Linked DNA regions of Mus musculus: region 1 is linked to region 2. Evidence: chromatin contacts called from ENCODE Hi-C or POLR2A ChIA-PET data. All regions are on one chromosome and are shown on one strand. The core of a region is the stretch at or near the end of the contact, and the rest is flanking DNA. Distances in the headings are between cores, read along the strand shown. Region 1 holds the start of Tmem64 (transmembrane protein 64). Region 2 holds the start of Necab1 (N-terminal EF-hand calcium binding protein 1).

What was found. A loop is a pair of places that touch in the nucleus more often than their neighbours do. ChIA-PET counts read pairs that join two places held with the same protein, here RNA polymerase II (POLR2A).
Region 1: a loop to region 2 is called in a map of left cerebral cortex, with 2.9 times the contacts of the local background. The contact joins the promoter of Tmem64 here to the promoter of Necab1 in region 2. A Hi-C loop is called at or near these places in 1 of 37 maps with a recorded cell type or tissue (left cerebral cortex). POLR2A ChIA-PET finds 5 or more read pairs at or near these places in 2 of 5 experiments (both embryonic stem cell).

What each region holds. Positions count from the first base shown.
Region 1 is chr4:15,264,522-15,268,928 of GRCm38, reverse strand. It overlaps Tmem64 (transmembrane protein 64), which reads right to left and starts at 3,109. Exons shown (of 3, transcript NM_181401.3): 1 at 2,180-3,109. The coding sequence starts at 2,977. Gm51436 (a long non-coding RNA gene) reads right to left here and starts at 2,172. Exons shown (of 2, transcript XR_003955370.1): 1 at 1-2,172.
Region 2 is chr4:15,147,820-15,152,669 of GRCm38, reverse strand. It overlaps Necab1 (N-terminal EF-hand calcium binding protein 1), which reads left to right and starts at 3,539. Exons shown (of 13, transcript NM_178617.4): 1 at 3,539-3,852. The coding sequence starts at 3,754.

The DNA of each region.
Region 1 (4,407 bases), core at 1,860-4,359, 120 kb before region 2:
ATGATCGGCAGGAAGCCTTGAGGGTGGAGGCACAATGACGGTCTAGAAGGCGAAAGGGAGAAATCAGGTTAAAGCCAACTTCACCCTACACTGTGCTTTCTCGTCTCACAGATCCTGAGCAAGCACAGCCAACTGCTGAGGTTGAAAGGGCCTCTCCTGCGAGAAGACAGCCGAGGAGGATGTGAATCAACAGACCATATCCAGTGGCTTCCTGACCTATCCTGCCTGTTTGTGTTTGAGAACTGTATAGAAACACACACTGCATCAGCTGATTACATGTTGCAACTGCAGTTCTGCCTCGGCAGGTGACTCTAAAAGTTCCAAGATAAATAAATGAGGCTTTGTTTTCTTCTATCTAAAATGGTAACAATATCCTCCTGTAATAGAATTTTTTATTTTTTTCTCCTGATCCAGTAATGCCAAAATGAAAGGCTCCTGACCCCTGTTAAACTCAACTACAAACTGAGTAACCTCAAACTATTTGCAGTAGTATAGTACTTCTTATGAATTTAATATATACGAGACATTAGGAAAGGAAAAAGTTGTAATCAGTATATATCTTCCTCAATATCCATGACTTTACTAGCTAATAAATATTCCATGAAGAAACAGAGAGGGCCACAGGCTGAGGCTCTGTCTAAGCCATAGGTCAAAGTCTGGCTCTACCACTTATTTACTTCCGAGACGACCATAGGTGATTACAACATAAAGAGCAAACAGTAGATAAACACTGAAATGCAAGTCAGACTCTTACATATATATCACATGTAATCCCAGTAGCCTAACAGGCCAGGCCCAATACTTTCCTCACTTTGCAAACAAATTAAGGTGCAGAAAGAACAAGACACCTTAGCCAAGGTCAGCAGACGCCTAAGACAGGACAGCAGACTACCAGCATAGTCTTCTCATCTGTTGTAGGCAACAACTATTGGAAGTCATGTGTACCAGCTGAAGAATGGAAGATACCTGGAGAGAGCCTAGAATAGCAGTTGTCACATACTATGTAGACAAGAAAAGATGCAGGTTGTGCCAGAGACAGATCACACCACCAGAATTAAAACTATACATGCTCCTAATCCTCCATCATATTTCCAAGCCTTGGTACAGCTGATCTATTATAAGGCTGATCAAAGTTTATGTTCATATTTCACAACATGAAACAATAAAAGCTGAGAAAGGCTGAGGCCAAACTTACTGCTATCTCTCAATACATGCAGTTTCCTTTCAGTTGACGGGTGCATACCTGGGAATCTCAGGTATGAACTCTAATGTGCAATCACTGAATGTGGGAAACCCATTCAGTCTTTTTTCTGGAAAGTCAAAGCTGGGCATGGGGATTCATGTTTGTAATACAGCACTAAGGGAGGTTGAGGCAGGAGAATCACTGCCAGTCTAGGGTCAGCCTGAGCTACTCAGTGAGTTCTAGGATAGCCTGGGCTAGAAAACAAAACATAGTCGGATTAGGTTTCATAATTTGTCCTAAGGCCATAAAGTTCCCATCAAGTGGTTGCCACCTCACCAGCAATGATTTATACCTTTAACTCAGGTGCATCCTCGCTATAGAAGCCTACACAGAATAAACTAAACCTCTGACCATAAGTGCAAGAGTCTTTAGATAATGTGTGTAAGAAGAGCCGGTGCTCATTTTGTTTTTATGAACCACCCAGGTGACTTCAAATAGAGTTCTAAACAAAGATAAACAGGATTCTCAGCTTTTCCAAGACAGCAAACTACTTTTAAGAAGCTTACTACAAATTTAGGAAACTCCAAGAACTTGGGGTCTACTGCTGTCTCCTCCTCCACTGTTAAAAACAAAAGCGATCCATGCTCCAATATAACCAGAAACCTGAATCTGAACCCTGCTGCATTTATGCAGGGCAGAGAGAAAGCTGGGGAAGTCAAGTCACAAAGCTTTATGGCTCAAGAGCTACCAAAGTACTTTTTTTTTATCAAACTCATACACAAACACACGCACGGGGGGGGGGGGGGGGGATAGTTCTTTATCAGGTCTTCCAAGGGGCTGTGTTATATGAATTTGTAGTGTAATTTTTTTCAGGGTGCCATAAAAATGTCAATGACTCTTCTGTCATACAGAGCGCCTCCTAGGGTGGTCACAAGGCCTCTAAAAGACAAATTTGGAGAGAGCACGAGAAGGAGGGGCCAGGGGGACCCCACTTACCGAAAACACTGCATTCTGAAGCCCAAAAGGTATGGGAGTCAGCCGGGCCAGCGCCACCACCTTCAGGCCGCTTCCTCCCTCCACGACGCGGATAACGGCGCTCAGCTTGTCGCTGTTCTGGATCCTGGCAGCCACCCAGGCGGTGAGTAGCCGCTTGCAGACCACATGAGCGATAAAGGTGCCAATGAGGACGCCCACCACCATGAGCCCCATGCCTAGCACGAAGCCGTACAGGTAGCCGGCCGCCACATTAAGCACGATGTAGCCCCAACCGCAGGGGAAGGAGACCACGATGAAGCCCACGACGAAGAGCAGGACACCGAGCAGCGAGTCGAGGCTCTCCACCCAGAGCAGGAGGTGCTGCAGGTAGCGGCGGACCAGGGCCAGGGAAGCGAAGCACAGGGCGGCCAGCACGCACACCAGCACGAGGCTCCGGCACCAACAGGTGCTGCCGAGGCAGCAGCAGCGCCAGTTTCTCACCTCGGCCACCCCGACCACCACGCCGCCGCCGCTCCCGGGGCCGCCTGCCAACGCCCCGGCCGGCGCCGGCAAGTCCGAGGCCGCGGGCAGACCGTGGCGCTCCAGATAGGCGCCGAGCAGGGCGCCCGAGGCCGCCGCCGCAGCAGCAGCCGCCGCCGCGCTGGCCCCGCCCCCGCGGGGAAGGCGGTCCTCCGAGCGGTCCCCTCCCGCTGTCCGCTCCGGTGCCCAGCGGCCCGGCTGCTCCACGACTCCCGTCCGACCGGCGTGCTGCAAGGCCCGGGGCAGCGTGTGGGGCAGGCTCCCACCGGGGTTCCGCATGCCTCGGCCTCAGCCGGCCAGTGTCTCCACTCCCGCCGCGTCCCCCCGCCTGCGGCCTTCCATGGCACCCCGCACGCCAGGCCTCGGCTCCCTGCGTCCTCTCGCGGGGAGGGAACGGCCGGAGAAGGGCGGCAGCGGCGGTCGAGACGCGGTCCCGCCGGGAGTCGGTCGAGTCTGGACCCCGCGCCCGCAGAGCCCGCCCCCTTGGGCCCGAGGGGCGGGGCACGCGCAGAGGGGGCGGAGACATAGCTGGGTGGTCGGTCACGCCCCCGTGACGCCCGGCTGGTGCTGCGGATGAGTGGCGAGGTACCCGCGTCTCTCAGGCAACGGAGGCCTCGGCTGCCCGGGGCAGAAGAGTGAGGCGGAGGGAGGCCACGGGAAGCGGAAAGGGGACCCGGGGCTGCGCGCTCTCAGCTTCCACGGGCGCGCGCGTGCCTGCGTGTCAAAGACCCTTGGCCGCAGCTGCTGGGACTCTTGCCAAGTGCCTCTCTTTGGCTTCTGATTGACCTTTCCTGCAAACCAGCAGTGGGGTGTCGCTCTCCCCCAAAAGCTGTCTGGCGACTTTAGGGGAGGAGTTCTTATCTGTTCGTAGGAGGATAATTGTACCATCCCAGAGAGCAAAGTCTCCCAGTGGCTTCTAGATAACTCGGTTGTTTAGGAGCCCAGGGAATTGGTTGTGAAGAGCCACTCTTCAGAGAATGTGCCTTCTAGACCCTAGTCCTTTCCTGAATGCCAAGCACTGTGCTGCGTAGAGTGGAAAAGATTCCTCAAAAGACCTTTATAAAAAGGGTTGCTGTTACCAGCCCTTTCACGAGCTATGTATAGACTTATGACTGACCCAGTGCTAGGAGAGCAAGGTAAGGAATCAAAGATGTTAGCTAGAGTTCTTATCTGAGATAGTAGATAGAAGAAAGCCATTGACTTAAGGAAAATATTACAACTATGTACAAATGAAGTTGATGCATCAGAGTTGAGATGTCCATGATATCCACCCAAAAGTGGCATTCCAGTGGATGTTTGAAAATAGGAATATGGCGTTGACATGAATTATCACTCCTAGAAATTTTGACATTGATACACAGGCAACCGTTAAGACCATGGTTATGGATGACTGAATAGTAGTAGGTGTACTAAATATTCCCTGTATTCTCTACTCGGTCATAGTAGGCTGACTTCTATGTCCAGGCCTCGTGTTTGGGTCAGTCTCCACGATATATTCTGCCAAGTGACTTGTGACTAGCTTTTAGATGCTTTAGGAACCTTCCAAAATCCTTTCTCTCTTTGCCATTGTCAATTATTGGTGTTCCACAGAGTGAAGAGTAAGAATCCCAGTTACTTCTTGATGGAAGTATATAAATGAGTGAGAAGAAAAACCACGGACATGTGAGAGTTATATTATCAGGGCACTGTGATATCATCACTTCTGACTG
Region 2 (4,850 bases), core at 2,290-4,789:
TTCACAAAATCCCTTCTCTAAATTGATTTCATTACCTGCAGGGCTTTTCCAGCATTGCAGCTACAGGCCACCTCACACTCACCTCTGTGTGCCTGCTGTAGTTAACAAGTGTCCTTTCCTATATTGTATTTGGATTTAAGCATCCTTTCAGCTAAGCCTACATTTCAACGTCTGCTCTGGATTCTGTAAGTGTAATCATCTTCTAATGTACAGAAAATTTGACTCCTGCCTGTCTTCAGAACATATACCCTCTGCTCAGGTCTCCAGATAAATAATGGGTTTGGATCTAAGGTTGCCAAAGCAACAGGATGTCCATTAACCAGACTGGAAGGATCCTGAGTCATTGCTCTCAAGGATAGTGCTCCCTAGACTTGAAGTATAAATAAAATAGATCCCTGACAGTCTGAAATGGTTTAGATAATAGTTCCTTCATGAGACAGATGGATTGAAATTCAATACATTCCCACATAGCCATCATTTGCTGAAATGCTCCAAATATCTTCATGTCAGTCTTATAGCAAGTCTGGGAGCTATAATCTTCAATTACATTCCTTTCTCCTTTGCTTCCTTTCTGCCCAGGCCTTCAGTACAAGTAAGTTGGAAAGAAGATACATTTCCTCCCTCCAGTCAGCTGTCTGCTGTTTGCAACTGATACTATGCACAGCAGTACAGCATCTGTGTTTCAGCAAAACGATGTGTGAAAACAGTTTTCAAAAGGCTCTCTCTCTAGATAAAAAGAAAACCAAAAATATGTTCGGTTACGACTTTGTAAAACCGATTGAATTTGGCTGTGAATGAGAATCTAATTGTTACCCAGTTCTGGTGGAGCCTTCCCTAACCATTATCTTCATCATAGAGGTAAGTCAGCTGTAGCAGAATACAATTCTTGTGGAAATCATTAAAAGAAATGATAACAGCTGGGCAGTGGTGGCGCACGCCTTTAATCCCAGCACTTGGGAGGCAGATTTCTGAGTTCCAGGCCAGCCTGGTCTACAGAGTGAGTTCCAGGACAGCCAGGGCTATACAGAGAAACCCTGTCTCAAAAACAAAACAAAAAAGAAATGATAACGAGCAAGTTGTTTAATGATTTACATTTCTTCTTTTAAAATTATGTGTGTGTGTTTTATAATGTACTGTGCATATATGTGTGTGCATGTCTGCGTGTGTGTGCGTGTGTATTTTATGATGTACTGTGCATATATGTGTGTGCATGTCTGTGTGTGTGTGTGTGGTGTGTATGATGTGTGTGTGTGTGCATATGTCTTTATGTGTATGAATGTGGTATATGTGGATGTATGATGTGTGTGTGTGTGTGTGTGTGTGGTGTGTATGATGTGTATGTGTGTGGTGTTTATGATGTGTGTGTGCATATGTGTGTATATGTGGTACATGTATGTGTATGAATGTGGTATGTGTGTGTGTATATGTGTGTATGATGTGTGTACATATCTGTGTGTTATGTTGTGTTTATGTGTGGGCACAGCTGTCATGAAGTCCCTGTAGAGGAGACCCGTGAAGTCCATTCTTTCTTCCCATCTTTATGAGCTATGGTGTTGAACTCAGCCAGGATTTCACGGACAGTACTTTTTCTGGCTTTGCAATCACACTCGCCGTACTTTTCTTATTCTTTGTATTTATTTTTATTTTATGTGTATGAGTGTTTGCCTAGATGTATGCATTGCATCATGTGGGTAACTGAAGATATAGACATCTGTGAGTCAACTGAACCCAGGTCTTCTCAAGAGCAGTAAGTACTCTTAACCACTAGGCTTAACCACCAGCCTTCCTACATTCCTTCTTGATAGCTCCTTAGAAGAAACACAAGCTGGCATGCATTGTCAGCAAAGGGAGCAGGGGTCACTTTACTGCACTGTTGCAGCTAGTTCTCTAGTTTTGAACATTAGTGACAGGTTATTTTCCTGTTTTTCATTTATAATCTAAGAAAATCTGCTTTTTCACCTAGGCTTGTTTCCATGGGATGAGCACAAGCATATTTCACAAGGCTGAATTTGAGGGCAGAGAGACCCACACAAGTTAGAGAGTCCAGACTTAGGCTATGTTTATTGACACAGATATATTCCTCAGTCAATAGTAGGAACAAATATGGTGCTTTTGTAAACTCGATAACATTCATTGTCAGCATCTCTCTTGTTTCTGTGTGATTTGAATGATCAGTATTTCTTTGATGGGTTGACTGGAATTTTTTCATGATTTTTCATTTCTTTTTGCTAAGCAATTGTCAGAGGAAAGAATCTATTCTAGTTGTTCAGATAAGATAACTCGAAGTTAATAAGGTATAAATACACAAAGATGCAAGACTAATAGTCCTCAAAGCACAGCTCCAATCAATATCTTCTCTAATCATGTTTGTGACTCTAGACTTAATGAAGCTCTGCGTTTTATCCCTGGACTTTACAGGTCTGAAGTCACTGACCTTTGCTTAATTTCTGTAGCTCTTCTTCTTTAAGTGCTTATTAATTCTGGGCTCATAAAGATTGCCTGAGACGCTTTGAGAGAGGAAAAATACGCTAGGGACAACCACATGCTAACTGAACATGAATCCAGAAGTGAAACTCAGGCCTTAATTTGTTTGTTTGTTTGTTTGTTTGTTTGTTTGTTTTGCTTTTGTGGGAGTGAGTTCCTAACTCCGAGTACGAATAAATGTACCATTGGAAGGGTGCAGCTCTTAAAAGCCTTTGATGCACCCCAGCTCAGAAAGTACGATCTTCTAGGTCTAGGCACGAAGAAAGCCTGCAGGAAGAATGACAATTCATTCATCTGTTAGGACATTTTGAAGTTGACACACACTCTAAGTGACACACAGTCCAACGTTCAGCCAGAGTTGCAAACTCACTCTCTGTAAACAGTAGATTCAGAGCAGCCGGGAGGTAGGGAGGTTGGAAACGCCAGAATCCATGGTGTTGGAAGAAGGCTCATGGCCAGGACGACTGGCGCAAGGCAAGTTATCTCCCTACATTTTGTCTGTGTTGTGCCGGGCTTGCCTCTCCCTCCCTACACCTGATAGTGCCAAGTGTGCAAGCAGTGGAACTATAAGCTAAGCACCACCCTGGTGATCGTTTTGCCGATTCGTAAACACTAAGCTTTAAAGATTTAGCAATTTGCTACACCACAAGATAAAAAAGCAACTAAGGCAGATGGCCAGACCCAGTGCCTTAATCCAAAACTGAACTAGCTATCCCTTCCAGGACAGAATCCAGAAACCAGGTTGGGCGTGGGGAGGAGTGAGGGGGGCACAGAGTTCTGTTTCCATCAAGGATGGAGTAGGCAAAACTCGATTCCTTCTTCCCACTCATGGTTTTCCCTCAGTGCTTCTGACCCCCCCACCCCCCCACCCCACCCCCCTCTGATGCTCAGGACAAAGCTTGATCTGCTCTGTCATGTAAAGTGCGGTGTGGTGGGCAGGGTCCAGAAGGTTACCTCTGGCAAGTGACTAAGGGCTTGTCAAGGCCAGGGAATGCTCACTGGCAAGGGGAGTTACAGTGTTGCTAAGTCGGATCCCCAGTGAGGTGCAGTCAGCCACGGGAAGGGGGCGGCGAGAGCTAGCGTGCTGAAGCCTAGAGGCGGGAGAGGGAGGAGAGTCCGCGCAGAGCAGAGGGAGGCGCGCGCTCAGAGCGAACACCCACTTGCATCCGACCCTGGTGGCGCGGCGCGGGGAGGCAGCAGCTGAGACAGCACCAGGTCAGAGCCTTTGCATCCCGCCCAGTCTGCCCGCCAGCGCCAGGACCGCTGAGGATGGAGGATTCCCGGGAGACTTCGCCTTCCTCCAACAACTCCTCGGAAGAGCTCAGCTCTACCCTGCAACTGTCCAAGGGCATGTCCATCTTCCTCGACGTAAGTATAGCTGAAGTAGTTAGGTGGGCGCATTAGGCATCACCTCTGTGAGAGGGGAGGGGTCAGGAGCAGCGGTTGGCTGCTGGCATTGCTATCAGACCTCCACTCAAACTATCTCCTATCTGCTGTTCCCCAGAGGACCCTAGGCAAATAAATGCAAGAGAAAGGACTGCCACCCAACTTGTAAAGAGCTGTCCCAGACCTGCAGCTTTGATTATAAGCTTTAAGGAGCCCCCAAAGTTCGACTTCCCAGAACCTAGGGCTTCTGCCCGGAATGGAGAGTCTCCCATTGAGCAGTGTAGGACTTGATTCCGGTCTCATCCCTGCTGCCCAATTTACTGGCAGGCACTCTCTCTCCCTTGTGCTGGGAGCGCTGACGGAAGCCTTAGACATTGTGATGCCCCTCCAGCTACTCCCAGCTACCTTCAAAAACAATTTCTTTGAACGTATTCGTTTTCTTATTTTACAACAGAAGCCAAGGTCTCTTTTATCATAATGATTTTTTTTTCTCTTTTGGTGCCCGCTGCCTTCCCTATTATTCTCCCCACCACCACCACCTGCCCTGCCTAAGTTGTAATTACTATCATTAACCTTCTCTTCTAGCTTTTGATGGTTTTCCCTATGGTCCCATTCCTTGCTTGGGAATTGACTTCCTTGCTTCGCATCTCTAGCCTGACCATTCTTTCCGTGCTATTTTGTCTCCTTATGCTGTAATCTCTCTCCCCCCCCCCCTCTTTCTCTCTCAGTTTTAGATTTAATTTGCTCCTAGATTCCGCTTCGCTTTGTCCCTAATGTTTGTTTCTCACCCGGCTGCCTTGTTTTGTTTCCTGGCTTTCCTGTTCCTGGGTTGCTTGCCTTCTGGGTTCTGGCTCTTCTAGCTGCTGTTCACATGTAAAATTCACTCTGTTCCCCCAGGTAGTGTCTGGCTTGCTCAGTGGGGACAGTTCTAGCCGCTCCTTTTTTAGCATGATGGAAAATGGGCAAAGCATGCAAAGGAG